Regions from separate parts of the Mus musculus genome. Here region 1 is linked to region 2. Evidence: chromatin loops called from intact Hi-C (ENCODE). Cell type or tissue: heart. All regions are shown on one strand. Links, peaks and the distances in the headings refer to the core of each region. The heading gives the core; the rest is flanking DNA.

Region 1 (10,343 bases), core at 2,511-7,510, 110 kb after region 2:
CCATGTGTACAGAGCAGATAAAAGACTGTGGCCTGTTCACACTGGGATATCAGCCTTAAAGACACAAAGTTTGACTTAACAAGCCACTGCCCTCCATAGCTCAATACTAAAATAGTTAACTCTTGTTAGGCATGGTATTCTTGTGTGTATGCATGTGCAAGAGTGTGAAGGAGGACATGTGTGGTGTGGGTGCATTGCACAGGTCAGAGGTCAACCCTGGGTCGAGATCCTCAGTGGCCATCTGCCTTGAGATAAGGCTCTCCCTGGGACCTACGGCTCACTGACTATGCTGGGCTAGCTGGCAAAGAAGGCCTCCATGGCTTCTGGAGGTCCAGAGGTGTATATTTTGACACAGTCACAGTTTAAAAGAAAATGTCATCCTATGAATGTGGATGACCCTTGAGAACTTGAGTCTCTCTGTGACAGGCCAGACATATAAGGGCAAGTGCCAGAAGATTCCAATTTGTGTGTTGCTCCTAGAGTTAGCAAACTGACAGGCAGTGCCGACTGAAGGCTGCTGGGAGACTGGGGCAGGAGTGGCACCTGGATCCAAATGGGACGAGCACTGCAGACGGACAGATGAAACTGCATTTGCCGTATCCTGATGCCAGTGCTACATACCTATAACCCCAGCAGCACTTAGGAAGTTGAGGCAGGAAAAATAAGTCCAGGGGCGGGGGGGTGGGGGGGGGAGCTATAGTGACACATGCTTGCAGTCCCAACACTTGGGAGGTGGAGGCACACGGATTATAAATCCGAGGCTATCCAAGGTCATAGAACAAGTTCTGGGCCAGGTTTGCACAAATGAGGCTTTGTCTCAGAAAAACAAAAAGTGAAGGCAATAGGTTAACTTTGTTAAATACACTTATCACAAGTAAGCATAAATATAAAACTATATAATTAAAAAGAAAACATTACTAGAAATGGCAGCGGGGTCAGGGGGTCGGGGGTGGGCAGAAAGCCCCTACCCACTGCTTGCAAAATTCCATTCTAAAATGGCCCACATCTGCCTCTGCCTTGGACACAGGCACACGAGGCTGTTGGGCTGGGCCGGCCAGAGGCAGCAGCTCACTTGTCAGTAAGGGCGTTCTTCTCCTTGGCGTCCTCTGCTCTTGTGCACTCAGCCCTGCGCAGTTGTCCCTCCAGGGTTTCACAGAGGAACTGAAGCTCCAGCACCTTGGCGTCCAGCGTCTGCAGCTCCTCTGCATGGGCGCGCTTCACTGCCGCCAGCACTGTGTCTTTCTCCCTGGCTTGACGGTCAAGCTCTTCATGTCTGAAACACAGGGGAGGGTCCCGCGGTGGCTCACTCAGTGCCCTGGAACCTTCCAAAGTGTTTGCCATCCTTTTCTTACACTACAGCTGTCCCTGACAAGATGGCTGACTCTGCAGGAGTAACTTGTGGGCGCGCTAGCTCTTCCCATGTAAGCAGATCTTCTTAGGTGCCGGGCTCTCGGAGGCCCCCAAAGCTCACACAGATACCAAAGCAGATTCACAAAACACTCCTAACAACCTACGCTTGACCAGCCATGGAAAACAGATGCCACCTGCCTCTCAGATGGGCAGACTCCTGAGCACTCCCTTAGTGTATCAGTTTGTCCGTACTGCACAAATAGTGGCATGAGAAAACACAAGAGAAAATTTCTTCCCCTCCCAAGTGTAACTGGGCAGCCTGAGTGTGTGGTGTGTGGTAGCTACAGTTACTGTTCCCTTTAGAAGAGAGAGTAAATGCGTCTTGCTGAGTCCACACTGAGCTTCCAGCTGGCATCCCCGCCCCACTCCTCGTTGACCGACTCCTTACTGTCCCAGCACCTCCCGAACCCTGCAGTACTGGGGGGAGGAGCAATGCTTTAACTGCATGGCTGAAGCTCCGCCTTGAGGCAGCACACCACCACTTCCTGGGTGTCCCAGACCTGGCAACGTGAAGAGCCTGCTGCAGTCAGAGGGACAGAATCCAGAGTCTACATCAGCAATAGTAGGGGGACATCAGCATGGCAAAGCTTGAGGCGATCGTCTAAAACTTATACACTAGCTAGTAAGACAGCCAAGGTCTAAATGTTAACGCTTAATTTTTAAATACTTATTTACCTAGTATGGAGGCATATGTGTGGAGTCAGTTCTCTCCTTTTACCACATGGGTTCCAGGGATGGAACTCAGGTCACCAGCTATGGTGACAAGTGACTTTATCCACAAAGCCATCTCATTTACCCATAAAAGTTAAAATTTAACTAAGGTTATATTTTTAAAAGCCTGTTTTAGACACTGGAGACTAAATCCAGAGTTTTCAACATTCTTAGTTTGTGTTTTATCAATGACCTGAATTGGACTCTTGGTCCTTAAAAAGTTTAAGCTTGGAGACACCGGATGCCTAACCCTCTCTGAGGAAGGAGAGCATGGTGCCAGCCACAGCAGCGTCCCAGCTCAGGCTGCCCGCCCACCTGCCACAGGGCTCTTGTCTCCAGTAAGCAAGATCTAGACTCTTTTCCAGTGGCACCACCCAGGCAGAAATACGCACTTCCTCCTGAAAGTCTCCTCAGCTTTCTTCTTGGCCAGCTGTGCCGAGTAAAGCTTCTTCTCCAAGCCCTTTATCCTAAACAGAAACCGTATCAGTAAAGAGCAGTTACGTAAGAGATCAAAGAGTAGAACGGAAAGATGCCAGGAAGGCAACGCCACCAGATCTAGTCCTTACGGCCACAATGCCTGGAGAACAGAACCTACGCACCGAGCGTCCTTCACGGCCTCCAGATCCTGGAGTTCCCGGGCACGCTCCTGCAGCTTCCTCTCTAATTCCACGTGTTCTGCTTCTGCCTTCTGCAGACTCTCTGCTGCCCGTGCTCCAGCGTCTCTCAGAGCTTGCAGCTCTTTGTTTAGTAGTTTTATCTGAGAAAGATTGAAAAGTTCCAGGAGAGGAGATGGGTAAAAGGAACAGTGTGAAGCCTGGCGTGGTCCCAGCGCTCGGCAGGCACAGGCAGGCGGAGCTCTAAGTTCAAGGCCAGCCTGGTCTACAGAGTGAGTTCCAAGATAGACGGGACTACACAGAGAAACCCTGTCTCAACAAACAAACAAACAAACAGACAGACTGACTGACTGACTGACTGACTAACAAAGGAACAGCATGGTATTCTGCAGCACTGGGTAATTAAAGTTGCAATGGTGATTCGAAGCCCAGGGCCAGCCAGTTACCTTGAGCTCATGTGTCAGGACTACGTTGCTCATGTCGTCAGCCCTCAGCTGGAACTCATGCTCTCTTCTCTGCATTTTAGATTCAAACTCCAGCAGCAGCTCCTGGGACAAAAGAGCCAGGAGTGAAGGAGAGTGGCTGCCGCCAAGGCCTCAGCTTAGGTGTGAGACTGACACACAGTGTGAATCACGGTTTTATACTACAAACAAAGTTTTCTGTTCTACAGATAAACTGCTTACCTCTATTTCCCTACCACCACTCTTCAATATCTGTACATCTATACACGCTTTTAATCCCAGCACTCAGGAGGCAGAGGCAAGCGGATTTCTGAGTTTGAGGCCAGCCTGGTCTACAGAGTGAGTTCTAGGACAGCCAAGGCTACACAGAGAAACCCTGTCTCGAAAAACAAACAAAACCAACCAACCAACCAACGACAGAACAACAAAAATTCTCAGGTAAAATGGGGTCATAGATGAAACCATTTTAAGAAGCCTCTCTCTGAGGGATGACTGTAACTCTTGCAGTTCGGTGAGCACCCAGGTTGCAGCCATTGCTGTCAGGCTAGCATATATTCCCTTCTGCAAACTTCCTTCTCATTTCTGACATGATGAGGTCTGCCACGGGGTCCTCGGTTGATACGAGAGTTTGGATCCTCCAGTTACTAGCAAGCCAAAAAACCTAATTTCTATATTTCTGGGGCCAGGTACTTAATCTCATTTTTGATCAGCACAGAGCCAGAGCCCCTGGAAGGACTGAGTGCTCAGGCACATATGCCAGCCCTAGTCCTGGGCCCTGCCCTGCCCTGCCCTCCACCAGACTCCAGCCCTGAAGGACAGACTGAGGGAGGACAGATGCAGCTCTGAGGGAGTTGTCCCCACCCTTACCCCATGAAGCACCATCCAGCCCTGGTAGACAGGTGCACTGTGTGAGTTCTGCAGCAACAGGTCTCACTTTCTGGCTCAGGAAACTGCAGAAAGCACAACTAGAAGTTATATTTCACTTTTTCAATCCCTTGAAAGGTAAATGTGAAATATATAGTCACGTGAGTGACCCTTATTGGAATTAGAATATTAAAATCATTACTATAATTATAAAATCATGGCTGAATGCTTGCCTGTTATGTGTGGTGCCTTGGGTTCTATTCCAAGCATAGGGACAAATGAAAGACAAAAGGAAGGAAAGAAGAAAGAAAGGAAGGAAGGGAGGGAGGGAGGGAGGGAGGGAGGGAGGGAGGGAAAAAGGAAAGGAAAGGAGAAGAGAGGAGAAGGGAGGGGAGAGGGGAAGGGAGGGGAGAGGAGAGGAGGGGAGGGGAGAGGAGAGAAGGATGGTGAGTTAGTAGAACCTACCTGTAAACAGAGAACCTGGGAGGCAAAGATAGAGAAGATCCCCTCAAGTTCTGGGCAGCCTTGGCTACATGTTAGGAATCTGTCTCAAAGGACAAAACCAAAGCAACCAACTAACCAAACAGCAACAAATCCACAGAATTTGAAACAGTTTTTTCTGAACAAAATCCACAGAGGAAGTTCTGCAGGTTGTGGCCACCAGAGAGCAGAGTTCCATGCTAAGTCAAGCCTGTGCTGCCACCTTCTGGTCTTGCTGGACAGTGTGACAGGCAGCCATGACCTGTCTCCACTGTGCTCTTGTCAATGTTCTGGGGACCGTGTCTCTGGATAAACCATGGGACCTCACACAACAGTCTGTCACTCTGTCTCCTTGCACACATTCTTTGTCTCAACAACTGGCAGTCATCCTCTGTGGCACCTGCCTCTTCCATCAGGCCCATCAGAGCTCAGGGTCAGATGTCCCCACTGGCTCCCCTTCTGGGCATGCTCATATCTGCAGGGGCCTACTACCCCATCAGCCTGCTGGCTACTTCTCCCATGCCTGGCCCAGTAAGTCCGCAATCATGTATGTCACTGCTCTACACAAACACTCAACAGTTTCCCATGGTGCCAAAGTCTTTAAAGGCTCTGAAGGCCGAGCTCCACTTTGGACATTCGTCCTCTGAACTTGAACTCTATCTTCTAGGTATCTCCGAGCACATGGGCAGGTTCTTGTCTTCCTCCTCCTGAACTCTCTTCTGCACCCTCACCAACGTCTGTGGCTCCTCTTGCCCACTCACTGTACTTGACTCCTGACCCTCCCGTCTCATCACATCTATAGGCAGTTAACTGTCTCAAGGTGTTCTTCCCTCTATAAGGGCAAGCATGGCAGGTATGACTGACAGGCATGACAGGTATGACAGGAATGACAGGGATCCGTGCGCAATCCCAAGCCTGAAGAGCTACCAGCATGCAGCATGCATTCAGAAACATTTCTGAAATGAGTGGGTAAATTTCCTCCAATGTCTTGTGAGCCTGTGACTATCCAATAAGAAAAAGGATTTTCTCTGGTTCACAGTACGTGATAACTGACCAGTCAGTTACTAGTTATAAACTTGCCTCAACTTATAAGAGAAAAATCATTATTTCATTGAATTGGTTCTATTTACAAGGGTGACCAACATGTGAGATTCTGGCCCAACAACAGAAAAGAGCAATTGAGCAAAAGAGTTGTTGGTCTTTAAGATTCTGTGTTAACACAACTCTCTGCTCACAACTACCCAGAAGGCCAAGACTGTTCCAGGCCAGATCAGGCTGCTATAGGCAGACTGCCCCGGGCTGCAGAAGGCTGCCTCAGGCTGGCTATTCCAACCCACCAGGGGCAGACCTTTCCCTAGCCTCCTGCGGCAGAGCTGGCACAGTAGCATGTAAGGCTTGGTGCTTCCAGAGATAGGGCTAGGGACACCTGAGTGTGCTCCACTGAGTCTGCACAAACTAATCACTCAGCCGCCTTTCCCAGCTAGAGACTCTCTTGAAGCTCCCTTGGTGACTTTGGTACCACTGCGAGAGTGTCATTTCTTAGACACAACAGTTGCTGAGTTGTTTTTGGTGGTTGTGTTGCTGCTAACTTTTTAGACAGGTTCTCATTTTGTAGGCCAAGTTGGCCTTAAACTCACAGTGATTCCCCTGCCTCAGCCTCCCAAGTATTTATTAAGATTTCTTGCTACTTTGAACCACCACATCTGGTACAATTAATCTTTTCTTGACTACATTATTTCCAGGCTTTGGCTCAATGTGCAAGACTCTTGGCTGTTTCCGAAGTCAAACTGGTCATTCCCACTCCACTCCGCATTCTCTTAAAGGCACGATCGACCGCTCATCAGACCCAGATAGATGCCCTGACAGGGAAAGCTAGGTGGGAACGGCAGGAGGTGATAGAGACCTCAGGCGATGGGTAGGGTGAGCAGGAAAAAAGAGTTCTTGGGAGGCAGGCTTCTCCTCCCACCCCCCAGACAGGGTTTCTCTGTGTAGCCCTGGCTGTCCTGGAACTCACTTTGTAGACCAGGCTGGCCTCGAATTCAGAAATCCGTCTGCCTCTGCCTCCTGAGTGCTGGGATTAAAGGCATCTAAAGTCATCTAGAAGCTCGTTTAATTAGGGGAAACAAAGGTTATTTAGGCCTTTGGGGGGTGAGTAGGGGCTGGGGGATGAACTGGGCCAGGGTACTGGAAATGCCTTATTTGCAAAAGGAGGAGTTCCAGGTGATGACCTTATAAGGAGAGAGGAAGTTTAACCTGTGTCTTGGCCACCAGGCTATGTGACTACCTCAAAGGTCACAGGGATCAAAGCATGGGTCTATGTGTGCTGGGACTTGCGGACCCACGGCAGGTTTATAAGAGGTTCTGTCTTGAGAACTGCTCTTCTCAGTGTGTCAGATCCTCTGGAACTGGAGTTACAGACAATTGTGAGCTGCTCTGTGGGTGCTGGGAACTGAACTCAGCTCCCCTGGAAGAACAGCCAGTGCTCTTAACTGCTGAGCCATCATCTCTTCAGTCCCTAGAAGTACATATTCACACACCTGGATACAGCTACTGAGATGGTAAATGTCTCTTCCTCTGTCCATAAGGTCCAGTAGTAGTAGTCTTGCTTTTGGCTGGCAAGGCTGAAATATATCTGCACTATCCTACCTGAGGCTTTTATTGGCTCCCAGATCCATTCTGCAGTTTAGCTCACAGGGATCTTGACTTTTCCACATGAGGGCCTCACATTGGTCTGTCACACTGTCCTCGCTTGCTTCTGTTACTGTGATAAAACACTTGATCAAAACCAGCTTGGGGAGCAAGGGCTCGCTCAGTAAGAGGTTCTATACAGTCCATCATTAAGAAGCCAACACAGGAAGAAGCAGACACCATGGAGAAATGCTGCTTGTTGACTTGTTGGCTTCCCCTGGACTGCTCTTTCTTCTACAGCCCAGGATCACCTGCCCAAGGCTGGCACTGCCCACAGTGAGCTGGGGCCCTCGTTAACTAGCAATCAAGACAATGTCCCACACGTGCCATTGGCCAATCTGATGAAAGCAACTCTCTGTCAGAGACCATCCCGTGAGAAAGTGAGCCCTTCACAATCTCCCTAGCAGGCCAAATGGCCTTGTACTGAGAGCTGGTTGTCACCCCCCTTTCCTCCCTATTCCTTTCCTGGCACCTGAGGCTGTAAAAGCTGAATTATAGTCCCCTCTTCCCTATCTCTTCCTGAGTTCCCATGCCATCCAAGGACATGAGTTACGCCTGAGCCTAGCCTGACCCCCAAGGCTGTCAAGGAGGATCGATGTTCCAGAGATAAGATCCAGAGTGCCCGCTGCCTGGCGCCTGACTTCGGCCCCCATGTCAGCAGATGCCCACTTCTTTGTTCTTTGTATAATTCTCCCTCGACCCCTCCCATATTCCCCGCGATGTATGCTTTAAAAAGAAGGCACCTCAGCCTAATAAACGAGACCTTGATAGGTTCAATCTACTTGGTCCTCCGACTCTTCTTTCTTTTACTCCCATTTCCTTCCAGGTTTGCGGTCCCCCTCGCACCCACGAATAACTGAGTCCCGCGGGACGGGATAAGTGGCGCCCAACGTGGGGCGAGGTCCGGATCGTAATTCCTAATCAGTGGAGGTTCCAGAGAAGTTCGTCGCGACCCCAAGAATTTAAAAGTAGTGAAGGACACCTTCCGCTGCTCACGGAAGAGCGAGAAGTCCTTGGTGAGTTGAGTCATCTCCACTTCAGGTTATGGGACATAAGCTATCTAAAGAGGTAGCCTTCATCAAAGGTTTCAAGATAGCTCTCAGAGAAAGAAGAGTACGAGTTAAAAAACAAGATTAGATAGACTTTTTTTTTTTTCATAGACCAGGTATGTCCATGGTTTATTATAGATGAAGCAGAGATACGTTGTAAAAAATGGTGAAAGGTAGGTAGAGATTTAAATGATAAACTAGCTAATGAGGGTCCCGATGTGGTCCCTGCAACTGTCTTTTCTGTCCCGATGCAGTCCCTACAACTGTTTTTTTCTTATTGAAAAGTAACTATCAAAAGCAGCCATTGTACCTCCTCTCCCTTCTCTGGAAGTATTCCCAGAAGAAGGAGATAAGGAAGTAGACTCTGAACATGAGAGAAAGAAAATAAGTTTTAGAAAAGCAGTTATCCCCTGTTTGAGATCTTTTAGCAAAAAAGAGAAAAAATGAAAATAAGCTATTTCAGAGCTCTCCTAGAGACAGAGGGAAAGTGGGAGACGTCCCGTTTTCTCTCTGCCTCCTATAGAGATATTCTTAGCTCTGGTTAGTATATCTGTGTCCCTTTGAGACACCAAGTTCTATTCCCTGTCTGTCTATTGTCTGTTTTTGATGCATCAAAACAAATTGTCCATATGTCTGTCATGTTTGTTTTTGTTATGTTGTTTAAATGATTATTGTTCTGTGTTTCATGTTGAAAAATATAAATGGTTAAAACTTGTTTAAAAAGCAGTTTCAAAATTACACAGCACAAGTTGATAAGTTAGCTACACTGTGGCTGGGAGCCAAGTACAGCTGAAAAAGCCTTGCTGAGGGCCCGATTGCAAACGGAGCTCTTAAAGGGGCAGGCAGCCTTTTGCTTGTAACAGAAAGTTAGCTTAAAATTGGGAACTCAAGGTTAGAATCTTTCTAAACAACTTGAACAAACACAAGAAAACAGGTCTTTAAGGATACTTCTACATAGAGATAGTCTTTGAGCCAAGATTCTGGCAGAGTGTTTAGATTAAAAAAGGTTTGCATTTGGGTTAAAGCTGAGCTCAGAGGGGAGCAGCCTCAGCGCGGCTTGTATGGCACTTCTTAGAGCCTTATTACAGACCTAGCCAGATGTTGTTCTAAACATACCATCATATAAAGTAAAATTGATAATCATTATCCTAATATAGTTTAAAAATTATTTCATGCATGCTTGTATATCTTCTAAAATTCATGCATGCATGCATCCCATTTACTGTGTTTAAAAAATAGCCTTTAAATAAGAGAAAAGTATATGTGATTTAAATCACATGATTATTCTTTTGAGTTTCCTCCTGTTTCAGCACAGATAATTAAATTGTGTGCTAAGATGGTGTTTAAAAATGTTGAACAGTCAAACTTTAAGTTGTATGTTAATAGTCAATATTAATTCTCTAGCTTGCAATTGCTTATGCAACTTATAAGAAAAAAATACTGTTCCTTTAAGAAGACTGTTTTTAGACAGTTAAGGAATTATCCTAGGTTGCCTGGAAGAGACCCCCAGGATCTGCTTTTGTGTTATAGAGGTTTACATAAAGCTTTAACTGATAAGGATTACAGAGAGCTCCTGAAAAGATACAAACTCAGGATCCTTATAATTATTTGGGTTTTAGACTTACTGATCAAACTGGTTTTCCCTAGAAGATAGTTATTTACAGAGACAACTTAAAGACTTTCTCTTATTTCTGATTAATAAATATATAAATTATACACACGTGACTATAATAACTTTTCAAACATTCTAGTTACAATCTCTCTTCAAGAGAAACAATTGAAAGTGTAATTAGTCACTGTCCATGTTATATTAAAACCTACTATAACAGTCCAGTATTTAAGTGGTTTTGTCAAAAATTTTTTAATTCTCAAAGACAAGGTATTATAAAACTTTAAAACTCTATCTTCTTAAAAACAAAAAAGGGGAAAAATTATACCCCCTGTGCATTATTTAAATCATACTTTTATTATTAAGAGTTTTAAATTTTAGATGTCTAAGAACTTAATAAATGCCTCATAATATCTTAAAACTAGACATAATCATGTCTAGGTTAGATGAAAAGGAC
Region 2 (10,343 bases), core at 3,028-8,027:
GAATATGAGCTATAATGACATGTAACAGAAGCCACTGGCACAGACTTGTAAAGAACTGTTGGTTCTCGACAGGAGGGTACTGAGACGGAGAAGGATCAAGGTGACACTGGTGCTACACTCCTCACGTCCTCCAAGCTGCCCCTTCACCGGGACTCTGGCTAGTTCCCAGTTCTGGGGATGCCCACTCAGCAGCATGTGTCATGCAGGACTTCAGGGACCCCGACCCTTCTCCTGGGTTATATGTATATGACAGGGACAGCTTGGGAATGCTGTCCTTATATACAGGGTCTGGAGCTTAGGTGCTACCCAGTCCCTCAGCTCACCTGCACAATGAGAGGCCTGTCCTCGGGGCACACATCACAATACAAGTTCTCTTTGCGGTAGTTAGCATCTCTAACGAAGACCTGGGCATGTAGCATAGGGGTGTAGCATAGCTGGGCTCCATGGCGGCGGCTCAGAAGTCTCCAAGCTAGCTCACTCTGGTCCACCATGGGTGCCACCACATGTCGGGCACCCCCCAAGGTGCGGCTCCAAAACTCAAAACCCTGCAGTTTGGGCATCCTCTCCACACTAAGGGCAGAAGAGGAACAAGCGCTCATTTCAGCCATGGTATACCATCATACCCCAGGAGGGTACGAAGTTCAACTCCAGGAGCTGACCGCTCTCGTCAGCTTTTGCTGTCGGCTCTCCCAAGAACACGGTGAAAACAAGAGAGGTATCCGTAGGCACAGGGTTGAGGTGCCCTCCCTCCACCTTTCTGGCAGTGACCCTGACATACCACTCACCCTCTCTGGACCTTCTCCCCTTAAACGCCAGCCTGGTGCAGCGGGTGTGGAGGATGAACAGGTCTGTGGGACCTGCACAGCTGAGACCACCCGGCTGCACGAGGCCTGACGCCGCCTCGGATCTTGGGTTGGGAGAGTAGCGAGCACGTCAGCCTCCACGGCTCCTTTCCTGGTCGGGCCCAGAGCCCCCTGAGCTGCCCCTACCTAACCCCTGGGCTGGCTGGGGCCCGAGACCGCCACCGGACGTCCACGGGGCTTGAACTAGGACTACTTCCCGCACCGTCGGAGTTGGCCAGGGCTCGATGAAGGTCTGTGACTGCGGGCACGCTCCAAAGAAAGGGGCACACAAGGCCCCGTAGCCTCTGCCTGACCCGCGGCGCCGCCAGCAGGACCCGCACGAAGGCGGCGGGAGCCGCCAAGCGCCGTGGCTCAGACTCAGCGCAACGCCGCCGGAAGTGCCGGAGCCGGAAGCGTACTGCCAGGCGCTCCGCACCGTCTGCGGTGCAGCAAAAAATAAAGTCCTCGGAAACTGCAGCTCAGCGCTGAAGGGACCGGCCTTGTGGAAACGAGAGAGTTGAGCAAGAACAGACTGCGCATGCCCGGGGTCACGCTGTCCCTTCCAGACAATTGGCACTCGGAGGCCTTTCCTCCCACCTCTATCCCCCAACCCACCTCCGCAATCCAGGAGCAGCCCTTGGTTCTGCAGACACAAGACGTAAATTTAGTACACCACCACAATAGGAAACGAGATAAAGAATTATTACTTCAGATCCTGGGTAGAAAAGGCTACAGCAGGCCAGGCCTTTGTCGAGTAATGAGTCGCTTGCTAGAGGGAAGGAACATGCATAAAGAGATATGGGGCCGGGCAGTGGTGGCTCATGCCTTTAATCCCAGCACTTAGGAGGCAGAGGCCTGGCAGATTTCTGAGTTCGAGGCCAGCCCGGTCTACAGAGTGAGTTCCAGGACAGCCAGGGCTATACAGAGAAACCCTCCCCAGCTCTCAAAAACAAAAATAAAAAAAGTTCTCTCCTAAGTTCTTTTTGTCAGGGTATTTTAAACAGGAAACCAAACTATGGCCGTAAACTGTTACTGTTTTAATAGTAGTGATGTATTTCACTGAGAGAGATCTACCAGACTCTGCCTCCCAACACAGAATTCAAGGCCTGAACCGCCATGTCTGAGTTGTTTGACCACTCTTTAATCCTTCTACACTGCTTCCATGCACCTCGAGTTTTCAGAATCCAGAGTTTGTATCGTGCAACTCACATGCTTCCAGCCTTTCCCTCTGTGGTCAGACTTCCAACTCCACAAACCATTGAGTCCTGCTCTCCAGCCTTGGAACAATTGCTGATACATACTTTATAATGATATATGTATGTATAATGATACATGTATAACGGTATAATGATATAATGTAATATATATGCATTACTCAAGCCATTTATGATACTTTAATTTTCTGCCTTGTAAGGAAATGACAGGAAGCTGGGTGGTGACACCACACCTTTGATCCCAGCACTCAGGAGGCAGAGGCAGGAGCAGCTCTGTGAGTTGGAGGCCAGCCTGATTTAGATCAGAGCTAATTCAGGATAGCCAGGGCTACACAAAGAAACCTTATCTCGAAAAATAAAATAAAAAATAAATAAAGTAAATAAGAGGGGCAGGAGAGATGGCTCTGAGGTTAAGAGTACTAGTTGCTCTTCCAGAGGTCCTGAGGTCAGTTCCCAACACCCACAAGGCAGCTTACAACTGTCTGTAACTATAGTCTTATGGTTTCCAATGCCCTCTTCTTTTTTTTGGGGGGGGGGGGTTTCGAGACAGGCTCCCAATGCCCTCTTGTGTGCAGACATACATACCGATAAAACACCATATACAAGCCGGGCATGGTGGTGCACGCCTTTAATCCCAGCACTAGGGAGGCAGAACTCTGAGTTCGAGGCCAGCCTAGTCTACAGAGTGAGCTCCAGGACAGCCAAGGCTATACAGAGAAACCCTGTCTCAAAAAACCAAAAACCAACCAACCAACCAAAAGACCCACCATATATATATATATGTATATATATATATTCATACATATATATATATATATATATATAAACTAATTAATTTTTTAAAAAAACAAAGAAAATGAAAGAAGAAACTGCACAGCCACAAGCGGACATGACCCACAGCCGGACATGACATGATGGTGCACACCTTGAATCCCTCCAGGTCCCTGGCAGGCGGATCTCTGAGTTCACGGACAGCCTGGTTTACAGAGTGAGTTCCAGGACAGTCTGGGGTACACAAAGAAACCCTGTCTCAAAAAAGCAACACACACACAAAAAAAGTATGCCCCTTACATTTATCCACTTACAGTGTTATGGTCTGACACCTCAGGACAGCTGTAGCCAGTCTGTCCCATGTCTGCCAGCTATTTCATATTGTTGCTGTAACATGCCTCTCAGTCATTGACACAGAGAAGTGACTTGGCGTAGACGGAGAACATGCTGACCACATATCCTGCTTTGTTCTGAATGTTCTGTATGTGGTTTGCTAATCTTAAGAATTCCACGAAGCTTTGTGTAAGACCTATCAAATCAAAGGTCAATAGGAATTGCTATGTCTAAAATATCTTAAGTAAGAACTTCCTGCACCTGTGTGTGAATTCACTGTGGTTTTTTTTTTCCCCTTATAAGATGACAGAAAAATATGCCCATTGTCATTGTTCAGATAATTCTGAGCTATGTCCTTGCTCTGACCAGTTTCTGGGTGTGCATTCAATAAACTATTCTTGCTTAACTGAAGTCAGTGTTCACATGGTTTGTGCGGTGATTCTTGAACCCCAAGGATAGCAGTTCTGGCACTCTTGATCTTGTCTATAGATCTGAGCTTCTACCTGGTACAATTGCCCCTTGAGCTAAAGTTTCTTCTTCTTCTTCTTCTTCTTCTTCTTCTTCTTCTTCTTCTTCTTCTTCTTCTTCTTCTTCTTCTCCTTCTCCTTCTCCTTCTCCTTCTCCTTCTCCTTCTCCTTCTCCTTCTCCTTCTCCTTCTCCTTCTCCTTCTCCTTCCCCCTTCCCTCCTCCTCCTCCTCCTCCTCCTCCTCCTCCTCCTCCTCCTCCTCCTCCTCCTCCTCCTCCTCCTCCTCCTCCTCCTCCTCTTCTTCTTCTTCTTCTTCTTCTTCTTCTTCTTCTTCTTCTTCTTCTTCTTCTTCTTCTTCTTCTTCTTCTTCTTCCTCCTCCTCCTTGTTTTTTTTTGAGACAGGACAGGGTTTCTCTGTGTTGCCCTGGCTGTCCTGGAACTCAGTCTGTAGACCAGGCTGGCTCAAACTCAGAAACCCACCTGCCTCTGCCTCCCAAATGCTGGGATTAAAAGCATGGGCCGGGCTGGTGAGATGGCTCAGTGGGTAAGGGCACCCGACTGCTCTTCCGAAGGTCAGGAGTTCAAATCCCAGCAACCACATGGTGGCTCACAACCATCTGTAACGAGATCTGACTCCCTCTTCTGGAGTGTCTGAGGACAGCTACAGTGTACGTACATTAAAAAAAAAAAAAAAAAAAAAAAAAGAGTGTGGGCCACCACTGCCCAGCCAAAAATATCTCTGTCTTTATAGATCTGCGAGATCAATAGTCTCAGTTTCCCTTGTTTATAAATCTCTGAAACCAAAAAACTAAGAAGAAGGGAAGAAAGAAAACAAAAGCAAACAAAGAAAGAAAAGACAAGGAGACAACAGCTGGACTTGGTTACACACACTTGTAGTTCCAGCCAGCCTGGAACTCTCCATCCTCCTGAGTGTTGAGACTGCAAACATGCCACCACACTTCAGCTCTGGCTGGTTTTCTTGGTGTTCTTACTCTTTGAGTTTGCTGAACTTCTTTCATCCATAAATTTTTTTTTCAGAAATATTTCAGCCATTCCTTTTTTTATTTTCCTTAACGGGGTCTCTAACCCAGGTTGGCCTTGAACTAGGTTTCTAGCTGAGGATCTGAAGATAAACTTGAATTCCTATTCCTTGGGTGTCCCCACCTGCCAAGTACTTCATTTACGCTGTGCTGGAAATCAAACTCAAGGCTTGAATGTATTGGGCAATCGCTCTACCAGCTCAGTCACATCCCCGGACCTTTCTTACTTTCCCCCCCTACGCTTCTTTTGTCTATGCAACAGCCTAAGTTTCCATTGTCGACAGAGTTTTGCCTGGAGTGCTGCTTTGTTTTCTGAGATCCCTTGGCTGAGCAAGGGCGTTCTCGGCTCTTAGGTTGGTCTGCCCCCTAGTGGAGCCTTCCAGCACTGTTTGTTAGCTGAGGCAGCACAGGCCACCCCAGCGTCAATAACTGGTGACCGGGAAGGGGCAGCCTGTGATTTCCACTCATCTCTCTTGGCAGGGACTCAGTGTCTTACTTTAAGGCTGGGTAAAGACGCTGAGGCTGGGTTCCTCTTCTTGCCTCCCCAGAGCTGAACTTCCAACATCCAGAGGGCACTTAGTGAGAAAGGATCCTGGCAGATGATTTAAGGCAGAGCTGGGTGGTGAGCCTTTGATAGTCTGTGCCCTGGAGGAGGGGCTTGTCCTTAGCTGCACCCATCTAGAGTGGAGCTTGCATCACGTGGGCAGAGAGGAGGGATGGGTCAAGGCAAGTGCCCCAACTCACTCCCTTCCTGGCAGGATTTGGTAGATTTTCCTGAACGCTGTTTCTCCTTTGGCTGAGAGTCCTCAGAACAAGTTCCAGGACTTTCAATAACTTTCTGGAGACTTCTCACCAGAAAAGGCTGCTTTGCTGGGGACAGCCCTCTGAACCCCTCTGGCCACCGGCGTGTGGGGCCTTATAGTTCAGTATGACTCACACAGATGCCCAGATGTTTTCAGGGTCTGCCAAGATGTGCCTTTGTTCCCTTCTCCAGTTTTCCTTTTTGAAACAGGGTCTCACTATGTATCCTTAGCTGGCCTGGAATTTGGTAAATCAGCCTGTTTCTGCCTCCTAGGAGCTAGGATGAAAGTGCTTGGGCGGTGTGTGCTGCTGTGCCTAGAAACAAGATCTCAACAGCAACAGCAGCTCTAAGGACTACCCCTTATGTCTCCCTCTCTCACCCATCCTTCCTAATACACAGACATGGCGTTATCATGGAGTTTTCAAACAGGGTCTCTCTCAATGGCTGACTTGGAACTTACTCTGTAGCCCAGACTAGCCTCAAACTCATGGTGGTCTTCTTGTTTCAGGCACCCAAGGATTAAAGGTGCGCTCCACCATCCTGAGCTTACCTGACTTTCCCATTTGTTGACTTGAAGTTCATGTCTCCTTTCCGTACTCATGCCTCTCTTTTGGACACACGCAGTCCATTTGTTCTGTCAGTCACATAGAGTAGATATGTAGGCCATCTCCAACATTTTTCAACTTTACATTGTTTTACAATGAATGTGTGTGTTTGTATGCACATGTGTATATGCGTGTGTATGTGTGTGTGCGTGTGTATGTATGTGCATGTGTGTGTACATGTGTATGTGTGTGCTCATGTATGTGTGTGCATGTACATATATATGTGTGTGCATGCATGTATGCATGTGTGTGTATGCAGGTATATGTGCATGTGTGTATGTGTGTATATGTGTGTGCATGTGTATAAATGTGTATATCTTTGTGTATGTGTGTTCATGTATGTGCATGCGTGTGGTGTGTGTGCATGTAAGTGTACTTGGGACACTTTCCAAGAAGTTCAAACACAGAGGTGATTTTTCTGTGTGCTGCCAAATCTCCCCCTTGAGACCCTTTGTTCTACGCCTCCCAGTCAGGTTGCTTATGCCAGTTTCCCTGTAAGCTCCACAGCACTCTGAGGTTATGTTTGCAACTGTGTCAACCTGACAGATAAGGAGCCATCCTCCTGGTTGTGATTATCATTTTTTATTTCCCTTATAATGAGAGGTTGAACATCGTTTTATATGGTTCGAGGTCTAATTGACTATTATTTTATTTATAAATCCCTTCTTAAACAGCTTCATGGAGGCATAATTAATATTTTTAAAATATATACAAAGTGGCAATTACATGTTTATAGATACCAGTATATACAAGTGAAACTGTTACAGTCAGATAATGAAAGTGTTTATCGCTACTCCCGGTTTCCCTGTGCCCTTCTCCAACTCTCTTCATCCATGACATGTTTGTTGCTTTATATGTGAACCTCTGTAGGGCTTTATTCACATGGAACTGTGTCAAGTTTTTGGTCTTTCCATGGCTGAGCAGTATACTTTTATGGAACATTCTAAAATGTGTTTCTCCATTCACCTGTTTATGAATCTGGATTGGTTTCTCCAACAGTTGCTATGAATGTTCTTGTCAAATCTTCATGTGGACAGAAGAATAAATTATTTATTTATTTTTGGTTTTTCGAGACAAGGTTTCTCTGTGTAGCCCTGGCTGTCCTGGAACTCACTTTGTAGACCAGACTGGCCTCAAACTCAGAAATCCACCTGCCTCTGCTTCCCAAGTGCTGGGATTAAAGGTGTGTACCACCACCGCCCAGCAGAGGGTAATTTATATACCTAGGAGCAGAATGGCAGATCATATATGCTTTTAAATGGATTTCATGTAGGCCAGGCTAGCCTCAAATTCTTTATGTAGCCAAGGATAACCTAGAATTCTTGATCGATTCCTCCTACCCTTCTACCCAAATGAGTGCTAGGGTTACAGATATGTGCCACTATATCTGAATTCTTTTTCTTTCTTGTTTTTTGTTTTTGTTTTTCAAGACAGGGTTTCTCTGTATAGCCCTGGCTGTCCTAGAACTCACTTTGTAGACCAGGCTGGCCTCAACGAACTCAGAAATTCGCCTGCCTCTGCCTCCCGAGTGCTGGGCTCAAAGGCGTGCACCACCACGCCCGGCTTTATATCTGAATTCTTGTGTCTGTCAGCATTTTCTCCTCCTCCTCCTCAGTGGTGTGTGTGTGTGTGTGTGTGTGTGTGTGTGTGTGTGTGTGTGTGTGTGTGTGTATAAAAGGATTTATTTGGCTTATTCCTCCCAATAACAGTCCGTTATGAAAGGACGTCAGGGCAGGTTTCAGAGACCTGGAGTCAGGAACTGAAGCAGAGGCCACAGAGGAGCACAGCTTGCTGCCAATGTGCAGCCCTGAGCCATGTCCACACATCTGTCTGGGACTTCTTTGGTGGCTGCTGTGGACTCTGCATTACCAACATAAGTACCCAGTCCCTGAGGCCATCTCACCCATCCAGTGAAGCATGTGAGCCATTGCCTCTCTGTGCTTCTGCTCTATATATTCTACCTAAACTGTCTCTGTCAGAAAAGAGAAGAGAAGAGAAGAGAAGAGAAGAGAAGAGAAGAGAAGAGAAGAGAAGAGAAGAGAGAAGAAAGGAGAAGAGAGGAGAAGAGAAAGGATTTAGGGGGTCAGAGACATGGTTTAGCAGTTAAGAGCACTGACTGCTCTCCTAGTCCTTAGTTCAATTCCCAGCAACCACATGGTGGCTCACCACCATCTGTAATAGGATCTGATGCCTTTTTTTTTTTTTTTTTTTTTGGTTTTTCGAGACAGGGTTTCTCTTTATAGCTCTGGCTGTCCTGGAGCTCACTTTGTAGACCAGGCTGGCCTCGAACTCAGAAATCCGCCTGCCTCTGCCTCCCGAGTGCTGGGATTAAAGGCGTGTGCCACCACGCCCGGCGGATCTGATGCCTTTTTCTGGTGTCTGAAGACAGCTATGGTGTACTTATATAAATTATATAAATACATACATACATAAGGGATTTATTGTATGTGAATGAGTATTTGCCTGGACATACGTTGGCCTGTGGAGGTTGGAAGATGGTGGGGGATTCCCTGGAACTGGAGTTGTGAGCTGCCAGGTAGGTTCTGGGAAACAAACTCAGGTCCTCTGGAGGAACAGTCAGTGCTCTTAACTCCTGAGCTATCTCTCCAGCCCCCAAAACTGTCTTAAACGTTCCTCTGTGTACACTCAGAATTGTGTGATGCTCGATCATTGCTTTTACCCCATTTTCCTTTGAGACAGGGTCTCCTCTATGTACCGGAAGATGATCTTCCCGCCTCACCTCCCAAGTGGTGGGGAGCAGGCCACCATACCCAGCTCTTATGTCAATCACTAAACCTGAGCTGGGGAACTAAGAGAAGAAAATACTGTATTTATCCATGCTTTCTGTTTTTCCACTTTCTTCCTGATATTTTAAGGCTCTCTTTTTTTGGAAAGGCTCTTTCTTTCTTTGCCACCTAGATTGCCCCTGAGCTTCTGATCCTCCTGCCTCAGCTTTTCGTTTTTTCGAGACAGAGTTTCTCTGTATAGCCTTGGCTGTCCTGGAACTCACTCTGCAGACCAGGCTGGCCTTGAACTCAGAAATCCGCCTGCCTCTGCCTCCTGTGCTGGGATTAAAGGCATGCGCCACCACGTCCGGCCTACTATTGAGTTTTTGAGATAGGATTTCTGTTTAACAGAACTGGCTGCTCTGGAACTCACTCTACAGACCAGGCTGTACTGAATCCACAGAGATCCACCCGCTTCTGCCCCACAAGTGCTGGGATTGGAGGTGTGCACCACCACTGCCTGGCCAGTGCTTTCTGCGTTGAGGTTTTCCATATTCACCAGCTTATTAGATATATTCTTTATTGCTCACTGCAGAGTGTGGCACCAACTGCTTTATTCTTTGTTAGGGTTACGGGTGTATGCCAATGACCCAGTTTACATCCTTTCCTTTCTCCTCTCTTTCCCCTCCCTCCCCCCTCCCTTCCTCCGTGTTTTCTGATCGAGGAGATGAAACCTAGGGCCTCTTGAATAGTAGATGAGCATTCTACCCTGAGCTACATTCAAGCCCATTGACTGCTTCCAGTTTCTCAAAGAGCATTAACCGATGCTTATTTTTGTCTTCCCCATTCAAGATTTTTTTCTGGTTCTTGGTGAATAAATGATTTTAAGATGATGAAACCTTGCAGGCAGCTGGGATGCAACTAGTAGCCATCTTGCCTTAGACTCTCAGGTGCCCATCAGAGCTGTACACTGCCATGGAGACTTTCGTTCGTCCCCTGTGATCTCCAGGCTCCTCCTACCCCATTCCTTAGATATTCAAGGACCACTCCCGGCCCCAACAGTTGGTCTCACATTTAGGACTCAGTATTTGGTTTGACTTCCCTGTCCTTGTTCAGTAGATACCATGTACTGTGTGTGTGCAGGAGGTTGGGTAGGAACCTCACTCACTCCATCTTCCCACAAGTGGAAAAGCTTTTGCTTCTATTATTTTTTTCTTATTGGTCTTGTTGCCTGTGATAGACCTTAGCATATGACACGTTTCCTGAACCTACAAGTTGAAAATGAGCCCCCAGTGACCCCCGTTTCCCAGTTCTAAGGATTGAAAGCAGGGCCTTGTGCACATTACACAAAGGCCATTTTTTCCTCTCAAGCTGCAGCCCTGCCCTTTTACTCTGGGGCTCCAAATTACCCGAGGTCCCATCTCTTCCTGAGCTCTGTTCATTATTTAGAAATAAAACAAATCCTGTTCTCCAGAGGACCAACCAGATCATCGCCCCCATTCCAGGAACCCTCTCAGGACTGCCTCTCTCCAGAGGTTTTACTC

The links. Peaks named below come from ENCODE experiments on the same cell type or tissue, not always from the same donor. Only the 100,000 strongest peaks of a DNase experiment are listed, where the experiment ranks them.
Region 1: it touches region 2 in a loop (6-fold over the local background); 3 of 42 quality-filtered maps call a loop at or near these places.

The regions. Positions count from the first base shown.
Region 1 is chr11:120,900,803-120,911,145 of GRCm38, forward strand. Ccdc57 (coiled-coil domain containing 57) reads right to left here. Exons shown (of 19, transcript NM_027745.1): 4 at 3,182-3,283; 5 at 2,721-2,878; 6 at 2,514-2,588; 7 at 1,073-1,273. Among named protein-coding and RNA genes, the nearest start is that of A430102A20Rik, 27 kb to the right of the region's middle. In heart, for the core only: a CTCF peak has its summit at 4,758 (motif pointing left); DNase peaks (open chromatin) are centred at 2,519 and 4,859; H3K27ac peaks cover 910 bases.
Region 2 is chr11:120,795,154-120,805,496 of GRCm38, forward strand. Dus1l (dihydrouridine synthase 1-like (S. cerevisiae)) reads right to left here and starts at 1,242. Exons shown (of 14, transcript NM_026824.4): 1 at 990-1,242; 2 at 324-570. The coding sequence starts at 560. In heart, for the core only: a CTCF peak has its summit at 5,040 (motif pointing left); DNase peaks (open chromatin) are centred at 5,068 and 5,318; H3K4me3 peaks cover 460 bases; H3K27ac peaks cover 1,454 bases.